Linked DNA regions of Homo sapiens: region 2 is linked to region 1. A link is an interaction called in ENCODE POLR2A ChIA-PET data of the cell type or tissue named here. Cell type or tissue: OCI-LY7. All regions are shown on one strand.

What was found. ChIA-PET counts read pairs that join two places held together with the same protein. Peaks named below come from ENCODE experiments on the same cell type or tissue, not always from the same donor. Only the 100,000 strongest peaks of a DNase experiment are listed, where the experiment ranks them.
Region 2: POLR2A ChIA-PET joins it to region 1 with 10 read pairs; 2 of 35 experiments call an interaction of 5 or more read pairs at or near these places.

Annotation. Positions count from the first base shown.
Region 1 is chr14:105,815,755-105,820,754 of GRCh38, forward strand. It overlaps IGH. Among named protein-coding and RNA genes, the nearest start is that of MIR4539, 39 kb to the right of the region's middle. RefSeq lists an enhancer at 1,872-3,080. In OCI-LY7, CTCF peaks have their summits at 692 and 1,054; DNase peaks (open chromatin) are centred at 1,497, 2,447, 2,997, 3,557 and 2 weaker places; H3K4me3 peaks cover 2,676 bases; H3K27ac peaks cover 4,961 bases.
Region 2 is chr14:105,742,136-105,747,135 of GRCh38, forward strand. It overlaps IGH and IGHG1. Among named protein-coding and RNA genes, the nearest start is that of MIR8071-2, 100 kb to the left of the region's middle. In OCI-LY7, no CTCF peak of the experiment used is centred here; no DNase peak of the experiment used is centred here.

The DNA of each region.
Region 1 (5,000 bases):
AGTGACTGCAAATGGCAGCTACTTTGGTGGCTATTATTCACCACTCTGGTATCTCTCCATTACCTTCAAACAGATTTTTAAAATACTTCTTTCAGATTTGCTAACTGGTCCGAGTTCCCTGTATGCCCTTAATAGAAGCAGACATCTGGCATCTTTATAAGAATCACATTTTCCGTTTGTTGCTGGTCTATAGAAATAAAACGGATTTCTGTACATTGGTATTAAAGCCAGTAATCTATTATTTTTAATAATATATTTTTATTATTTATAATACTATTTTAAGTAATACCATTTAAATTATTGAATATTTTGGATTTTTGCTATTTTGAATTACTTTTGAATACTTTTGTATCTTCTCCTGGATTTTTTCTGCTCTTCCACTGGGACTCCTGCGCAGACACTGGTGGGTCCTGTGACTTCCTTCCTCAGCCCAGTGTCACTCACTTTTCTGTGGCTCCCAGGAAAACACACAACCCCTCCCCAAGTCCCTCTGAGGGTCTCCTATCACCACAGAGTGAAGTCCAAGGCTGGAATCAGGGCCAGTCTGGCCCCATGCAGTCTGGCCTCTGGCCTGTCCTTCCAGCCCACTCCTTCCCAAGCCCACTGGCCTTCCCACCGCTCTTGAACTTGGCAAGCATGTTTCTGGCCTGGACCCTTCCCCTCCTGCTCCTTTTGCCTGGGATGCACCTCCCAGTGGTCCATGTCCCCAAGGACATATTCTGGATGCCTGGCATTGATGGCCACACCCTCAGCTGGCGCTGTTGTCCTTTATGGAGCATTTATTTGTTTTTAATTGCTTTTTTTCCTCTTCTGGTTTCTTTGTGATTTGTTTTTAATTGTATTATCCATTCCCCACCAGGACCTTAGTGCCGCAGTGCAGACACACTGCACGTGTCCACCTTAGCCCTTGGCCTGGCACACAGTAGATGTTCAATGAACATCACATTGTAAGTTGCTTTCCATTGACGATTTGTGACTTCTAACACTCTCCATGTGTTCTATTGGCTATTTGTGTCTGCAGCTGGCTAAAGAGAACTCCTCTTCCCCACGTTCCACTGAAAACTTCTTCAAGGTCGAGCTTGTCTCATTCATCATGTTTTTGTTTGTTTGTTTGTTTGTTTTTTACATTCACTTACTTGGACTCTGATAGTTAATTTTAGGTGTTAACTTGGGCAGGCCATACTACCCAGATATTTGGCCAAACACCAGTCTAGATAGTGCAGGTGATTTTTAGATGTTATTAACATTTCAACCTGTGGACTTTGAGTAAGGCAGATCATCATCCATAATGTGGGTGGGCCTCATCCAGGCAGTTGGAGGCCTTAAGAGAAAACAGACGGCAGTCCCCAAGGAGGACAGAATTCTGCCAGCAGGCTGAACTTTGGACGGGAGCAGCAGCCTCAGCTCTTCTCTGGGTCACCAGCCTGCTGGTTTGCCCTGCAGATTTTGGACATTCGTCTCCACAACTGTGTGAGCCAATTCCTTAAAATCTCTCTCTCGCATCTCTCCCTCTATCCATACCTGTGGCCATAGCCTGTGTCTATGTTGATACCTATTTCTGTCGATATCCACATCCACATCTATGGGTTCTGTTTCTCGGGAGCTCATGCGAATACAGGCTCTCTTTCATGTTAGATACTTTGGTCACTTTCTTTCCTGGGGTGCTTACTTTGTTTTTGGTGGCTTTGTCCTTATAGAGACTTTATTTTTTTCCTTGTGGGCAAATTTATCAGTCTTACTTTTCACTGTTCCTGGCCTTAGCCTCATTCTGAGAGAACACTTATTCACCTTAAGAGAATATAGATATTTTGCCATATTTTTTTCTGGTGTGATTATTGATCTGTATCAGTGCTGGTCTTCAATTTGCTTTTTGTCCTTACAATGAGAGCAGAAATCCTTTCTCTTTTCTCTTTCATTTTCCCAATTCCGTTTTGAGGTCTTGTCCAAACCAATGTTTTCTAGAATAAACTTGGCAGGTATAGAGCCGGCTATGGCCACAGCCGCAGACATCAGGGCCTCGGCTGGAGAGGAGAGGTGCAGGCCTCTGGAAGTCTCTTTGGGGCTGGAGACTATGGCCTGATTTCTGTCCAGGTCTTGGGGGGCCTCTGTCCACAAGTCTAGGGGGGCAGAAAGGGCTCAGACCCTTCCCTCAAAATACCAAGGGAGAGGAGGTCGGCTGGGCCCAGGCAGGTGGCTGGTGGTGAGCGCCCCGAGATCAGGCCAGGCTTGTCAAGCATTGATTTAGGTGTGGGAGGCAGACATGTCCTGTTTGTTACCAGCTGGAAACAGATGTTTCTGCCCCGAGTGCCACCTTAGAGGGTGGCGTCCAGGCCCAGCAGGCTGTGGCGACACGGGTGAGCTGCAGAGCGTGCGGAGGCGAGGGCCCTGGCCCATGTCAGGAGGCTGAGTTACGACTGTGGCTTCAGTGCCGGGAAAGCTGTAAACACATTCCTGTGCGGGGCCCTGGGCCACCTGGGGCATCACATGCCCCCAGAAGACAGATTTCTGTAGTCAGTCAGGACTCAACGGACATTTACGTAACATGGAAAGGGGAAGTGGTGCTGGAGGGCAGCCCCCTGAATCACTCTGTTGGAGCAATTCTGTTGGGTGAAGGTGCATGAAAACAACACAGTGTGGCTGAGGGCCAGGGCTGTAGACATTCGGTCAAGTGCACAGGCTGTGCTGGAGCAGCCCCGGCACTAGAAACAGGCGCAGGGTGGGGAGTTTGCTGGGGTCAATGTGCATTGCGTCGTGCATTTTAGGGTATTTCCTAGGTATAATTGCTAGAGAGAAACAAAGCTCAAATACAGATCATCTGCCCCACACCAGGTTCCCACCATCCTCAGGGGAATCACAGGTTACTGGCTTTGGAGACCGAGATGTCTTCCCGCCTCCCAGGGGCCTGTGGATGGGACTCCCTGCGAATTCGACTCCCAGGGGAAAAGCCAAGAGCTGCCTCCTTGGGACAGCTGGGCGGCAGCTGTGATCGCACATGGCTCAGGCAGAGGCCTGAGCGGCTGCCTCCGTTGGCCAGCAGGCTCTGAGAGCACTCGCCCGGCCTGACTGTTCATCCATCCTTTCACCCGGAGGCCAGCTGTGGCTGTCTGTGCTCTCAGAGGGGAGGCGATGGCAAGGCGCCTGCCATGCAGATGGGTGGTGGGAGTGAGCCTGTTACACTCTGAGGCCAGGACCGGGTCTGGGGGCACTGGGGCTCCAGGGTGGCCGAGGGCAGTGGGTCAGGCCTGAGAGTTCTGACTTTGTTCTTGGTGCAGTGGGAACCTCTCTGTGGGTTTGAATGGGCCGTCCTGATAGATTCATGTTTTAAAAAGACCACATGGTCCGTGGGGTGGGGGTGGGGCCGGAGGATCAGCAGGAGCCTCTGGCTTCGGAGTCATGGCACCTTCTCCTTCTCACGTCTCCCTCTGCCTCCCTCCTGTGACACCTGTGCCCACATTCGGAGCCACCCAAGTAATCCAGGCCCCTCTCCTCATCTCAAGATCATTGGCTTAATCTCATCTGCAAAGTCCCTTTTGCCATGTAAGATCTCAGAGTCACAGTTCTGGGAATCTGGATGAAGACACTTTTGGGGCCTGACTTAGCCGACTACCCACCTGCAGTTTCAGATGCCTTGAGTAGGAGGCACATAGCTGACTGCCAGTGCCAACGCGTGGAATAAAAGTCCACACTTAGGGACAGATATGAGTTGAAACTATGAACAGAAGCTATTGGAAACCATAATATTGATAAGCTCACCAAGAGCATGAGCAGGGGTTGAGGGGAGACTGAGCGGGACAGCTGCAAGAAGATGACCTACAGGACGCATCCTAGGAGCAAATGAGGCACCGGGGTTGGGGCACATGGCTGACACCGGGGCTCACCCTCGTCCTGTCTCTGGTCCGTGGGTGGGGAGGGCAAATGGCCGGAGGAGCTGTTTGGGGACCAAGCTCCCGCCACACCTCACTATTTGTTCCTCATCTGGTGGAGTGAGAGAAGCCCGTGTCCAACTGACCAGGGTCAAATCCGGGCCCCCAGTCTACTGCTGGAAGATTCCGGGCAATGTCTTGGCCTGTTTTGGCTGCTGTACCAAATACCTGTCGAGCTAAATAATGAACAGAGAGAGGCTCTAACAGAAAATATTTATTTGGGAACAGTGAGGTGTGGAGGGAGCTTGGTCCCCAAGCACTGCAGTGGGAGCACACATACCATCATAAACTATGTGCATATTCAGGGAGGTAAAAGACGACAAAGGTTTTTAAAGGAAAAATGAGGACGATTACATGATCGTTTTGAAATAATCTTTGGCTACAAGGATCAATAACAAGGGTGATGCCAGTATGAGGCGCACAGGCAGTTGCTGGGCAGCTGTCCTCGCAGAAGTATTTTTTTGTGTAAGGTTGCAATGGCCTTTGTGCGAGGCTGTGTTTTTTATAGTCTTTTGTGATAGTTTTTGCTAGTAGGTGTTTATGCATGAGAATGCTTCTCAGCCTTCTCTGGCTTTATATGTCAGAGTTTCGTTTGTTTGTTTGTTTTTTAACACAAGGGACTCCATTTTGATTCTGACGACTTTCATCATATTTTCTCCCTTTGGTCAAGGTCTTTCTCTGGAAGCCTCACTGATGGACCATGCTGTGGTAGGTTCTGATGTCCCTCAGTATTTGGATGGGCCTGTCCCAGGTGTCTGGTCTGGTCACATGTTTGAAGGAGTGATTGATGTCTAGGAGTCAGTGTCAAAATCCTTTTAGCCACATTTGAGTAACAAAGGAGGTTTGAAGACAGTGGCTTTCAGGCTAAGTCTACCTGGAGTAAATGATTAAGTTCAATTTTGTCTGTGGTGTGGTCTTTTGCTATTATCTCAAAGTGCTGGGCTAGCAATATTCTGTTAGAAGTTGTACTTCTGAAAAAATTCAGCAAGTAACAGATACAAAGTTTAAAAAGGGAAAATAAAAAGTAAAATTAGTAATAACATGACAATCCTAGTTTGCATAATAGGATTATGCAAT
Region 2 (5,000 bases), 74 kb before region 1:
TGACCTCAGGGGTCCGGGAGATCATGAGGGTGTCCTTGGGTTTTGGGGGGAAGAGGAAGACTGACGGTCCCCCCAGGAGTTCAGGTGCTGAGGAAGAGATGGAGGTGGACGTGTCAGCACCCGGCTGGGGCCTGTCCCTGGATGCAGGCTACTCTAGGGCACCTGTCCCGCCTTGAGCTGGAGGGCGAGGCCTGGGCTGGCTTACCTGGGCACGGTGGGCATGTGTGAGTTTTGTCACAAGATTTGGGCTCTGCAGAGAGAAGATTGGGAGTTACTGGAATCTGGGAGGAGAGAAGGTGTCCGAGCTGAGGGAGTGGAGAGTTTGGCCTTTGGGGTGGGCTTAGGTCAGGGGCAGGGTCCTCCCGGATATGGCTCTTGGCAGGTCTGAGCCCAGCACCTGCCCCTTTGTGTGCAGGGCCTGGGTTAGGGGCACCTAGCCTGTGCCTGCCCAGAGCCTGGGGAAAAAGCCAGAAGACCCTCTCCCTGAGCATGAGTGGGGCGGGCAGAGGCCTCCGGGTGAAGAGGCAGACGGGGCCTGCCTTGCTGCCCTGGACTGGGGCTGCATAGCCGGGATGCGTCCAGGCAGGAGCGCTGAGCCTGGCTTCCAGCAGACACCCTCCCTCCCTGTGCTGGCCTCTCACCAACTTTCTTGTCCACCTTGGTGTTGCTGGGCTTGTGATTCACGTTGCAGATGTAGGTCTGGGTGCCCAAGCTGCTGGAGGGCACGGTCACCACGCTGCTGAGGGAGTAGAGTCCTGAGGACTGTAGGACAGCCGGGAAGGTGTGCACGCCGCTGGTCAGGGCGCCTGAGTTCCACGACACCGTCACCGGTTCGGGGAAGTAGTCCTTGACCAGGCAGCCCAGGGCTGCTGTGCCCCCAGAGGTGCTCTTGGAGGAGGGTGCCAGGGGGAAGACCGATGGGCCCTTGGTGGAGGCTGCAAGAGAGGTGGTGCCATGTGACCGCGGTGTGGGACAGAGCTGGGCCCAGGGCGCAGAGGCCCCTGGGTTCTTAACTGTCCGCGAGGTTCAGCGTCCAGTGTCTGGGCTCACGGGCATTGGGTGTGCGCCTGGCTGGCGCCACCTGCGTCACCTTAGCCCACCCCCTGCCCCAAAGCCAAGGTCAGGCCCGGCCTGCCCCAGAAAGCTTGCAGGACCGGTGGCCCTGTGGTGCCCTTCTGCAGGCACCCCTGCAGCCTAGGAGGCGGGGCTCGGCAGCCAGGTCAGCGCTCTGTGTCTGCCGGGAGTCAGCACAGTCCAGGGCCTCTAGCTTGGCCTCAGCTCTGGCCATCGGTGCCACCTCAGGGACGGCTCATGCCCATTGGCCCCACTCCAGCCTTTTATGGGTGCCTGGCTTGACCAGTGGACACTGTTCTCAGATGGCTTCTCGTGGGTCCCCCGAGCCCCCTGAAGCCCCTGACCCTGCCGCCCCAGCGTGGCCCTCCCCTAGTGAGTTGGCCTGACTTGCCCAGGGCCCTGGTCATAGCCTGCCCTCTGCCCTCCAAGGCCCTTTTCTTCTGTGCAGCAGAGGGGCCAGACACTGCATAGGGTCGGCGCCCTTCAGCCCCAGGGCCCCGGAACCCCCTGCCTTGGAATAGCCTCCTGGAGCCTCCTCCTCAGCCTCTCCCCTCCTTTCCCCTTAGCCCCAGTGTGCAGCAGCCCAGGTCAGGGCCCTGAGTGCCTGGATGCCCCCTGCCTCCCAGTGTCCTGCATTACTTCTGGAGGCTCAGTCACCACACCGTCACCCTCCCAGCCCTGGCCTGGCCTTCTCGGCCACCAGCCCACCTCCTCCCTCTCTCCAGAGCTTCCCCCGGCAAGGTCCCTGCTGGGCTCAACCCAGGCCCCCCAGCACAGGTAGGAGCCTTGCACCTGCCCTTGGCCCTCCCCACCCTGCATGGTGCCAGGACCCCCAGGCCACAGGGAGGCCCCATTTCTCTCTGCCGCTGGCCCAGTGGCCCTGGAGTCCCACTGCAGGTGGGGTGTGCCCCTGACCTCTGAGGAGGCTAAGCGCCCTGCCCTCAGCCAGGCCATCCCCTCTGCTCAGCCCCAGGGCCCCGCTCACCACCCCTTCCCCTCACCTGCACCACAGGCTCTGGCTGACTCTGCCCAGGCCCTGAATGGGCCCCTCTGGCTGCCCTCTGCTGCTACACTGCCCTGCACCACCTCCACTCAGCTTCATTGTGCTGGTGGCCCTGGCTCCTGGCAGCCCATCTTGCTCCTTCTGGGGCGCCAGCCTCAGAGGCCTTCCTGCCCAGGGTCCGCTGGGACCAGCCGTGGGACCCTCCTGGTCTCAAGCACACGTTCCCCCTGCAGCCACACCTGCCCCTGCCTGAGAGCTCAGCCCTGAGCCCTGGAACGCCTTCCCTTCTCCATCCCAGCTCGCCCTTGCCAACTGCTCAGTGGGATGGACTCACACTCCCTTCCCGGCACCAGGAGGCTGCACTGCACTTTCACCAGCCCTCAGCTGTCTGTTGCCAGCAACTACCCAGCTCCTGCCAAAGTCTAGGAGCTGAGTGATGCCTCCCACCAGCCCTGCTCACCTGTGGCTGCCTTGCCCTGAGCTCTAGTGCCTGTCCCCTGCTCGTCCTGCCTCCCACCGGCCCTGCTGACCTGCGGCTGCTCTGCCCTGGTCCCCTGAGCTCCAGTGCCTGCCCCCTGCTCCTCCTGCCCCCCACCTGCCCCTGCTCACCTGCGGCTGCTCTGCCCTGGTCCCCTGAGCTCCAGTGCCTGCCCCCTGCTCCTCCTGCCCCCCACCTGCCCCTGCTCACCTGCGGCTGCTCTGCCCTGGTCCCCTGAGCTCCAGTGCCTGCCCCCTGCTCCTCCTGCCCCCCACCTGCCCCTGCTCACCTGCGGCTGCTCTGCCCTGGTCCCCTGAGCTCCAGTGCCTGACCCCTGCTCCTCCTGCCCCCCACCTGCACCTGCTCACCTGCGGCTGCTCTGCCCTGGTCCCCTGAGCTCCAGGAGCTGCCCCCTGCTCCTCCTGCCCCCCACCTGCCCCTGTTCACCTGCGACTGCTCTGCCCTGGTCCCCTGAGCTCCAGGAGCTGCCCCTTGCTACTCCTGCCCCCCACCTGCCCCTGTTCACCTGCGACTGCTCTGCCCTGGTCCCCTGAGCTCCAGTGCCTGCCCCCTGCTCCTCCTGCACCCCACCTGCCCCTGCTCACCTGCGGCTGCTCTGCCCTGGTCCCCTGAGCTCCAGGAGCTGCCCCCTGCTCCTCCTGCCCCCCACCTGCACCTGCTCACCTGCGGCTGCTCTGCCCTGGTCCCCTGAGCTCCAGGAGCTGCCCCTTGCTCCTCCTGCCCCTGTTCACCTGCGACTGCTCTGCCCTGGTCCCCTGAGCTCCAGGAGCTGCTCCTTGCTCCTCCTGCCCCCCACCTGCCCCTGTTCACCTGCGACTGCTCTGCCCTGGTCCCCTGAGCTCCAGGAGCTGCCCCTTGCTCCTCCTGCTTCCCACCAGCCCCTGCTCACCTGCGGATGATCTTCCCTGGCTCTCTGAGCTCCAGGGGCTGCCCACCTGCTCCTCCTGCTTCCCACCGGCCCTGCTCACCTGCAGCTGCTCTGCCCTGGCTCCCTGAGGCTGAGCCTCAGTCCTGCTCACCTTCTGATGCTCTCCCCTTGTCCCCTGAGCTCCAGGGGCTGACCCCTGATCTTTCTGCTTCCTACCTGCCCCTGCTCACCTGTGGCTGCTCTGCCCTGATCCCCTGAGCTCCAGGAGCTGCCTCCTGCTCTTCCTGCCTCCCACCTGCCCCTGCTCACCTGCAGATCTGCCCTGGCTCTCTGAGGTCCAGGGGCTGCCCCCTGCTCGCCCACCTCCCACCAGCCATGCTGACGTTGTGATGCTCTGCCCTGGTCTCCTGAGGTCCAGGGGCTGTCCCCTGCTTATTCTGCCTCCCACCTGCCCCTTCTCACCTGAGGCTCTTCTGCCCTGGTGCTCTGAGCTCCAAAAGCTGCCCACTTGCTCCTCCTGCTTCCTACCAGCCCCTGCTCTCCTGTGGATGATCTGCCCTGGCTCTCTGAGCTCCAGGGGCTGCCCACCTGCTCCCCATGCTTCCCACCTGCCCCTGCTGACCTGCGGCTGCTCTGCCTTGGCTCCCTGAGCTCCAGGAGCTTCCCCCTGCTCATCCTGCCCCCCACTGGCCCCTGTTCACCTTCAGATGCCCTCCCTGGTCCCCTGAAGTCCAGGAGCTGCCCCCTGTTCCTCCCGCCTCCCACCAGCCCGTGCTCACCTGCGGCTGCTCTGCCCTGGTCCCCTGAGTTCCAGGGGCTGCCCCCTGCTCGCCCACCTCCCACTAGCCATGCTCACCTCCTGATGCTCTGTCCTGGTCCCCTGAGCTCCAGGGGCTGCCCCCTGCTTGCCCATCTCCCACTAGCCATGCTCACCTTCTGATGCTCTGCCCTGGTCCCCTGAGCTCCAGGGTCTTCCCCCTGCTCATCCTGCCGCCCACCAGCCCCTGCTCACCTGAGGCTGCTCTGCCCTGGTCCCCTGAGCTCCAGGAGGTGCCCCCTGCTCCTTCTGCCCCCACCTGCCCTGCTCACCTGTGGCTGCTTGGTCCTGGTCCCTGAGCTCCAATGCCTGCTCCCTGCTCACTCTGCCCTCCCTCAACCCGGGCAGCAATGTCACTCAGGTCACTGTTGCCCCCCTGCCTGTCCTGGCACCCTCTGTCCAGGTTTGGGCTGTTTTTCTGCCCTCATTTTTGATTTTGCAGCACTTGGCGTGTTCCCTATGCTGTGGAGCAGCCCCAGTGTCCAGTCAGGTCTCCCCAACAGAGCCCCTTGCCCTTGCCCATGTGCCCCTCCTGAATGAGCTCCCGGATCCTCCTGTCCCTGCACTGCTCCTGCTCTGGAAGCCTCTCTGGAACCTCAGCTCCTCAGTGGCCTCTGCTCTGCTGGGTCAGTTCCCTGAACGCACGGAGCCTCAGCCCTTCCCCTCGCCCCAGGCCTGCTGCACTCTGGGCCTTTCTGGGCCTCCCTGGACTCTTCCCTTCTCCCGCCCGTGCACTCAG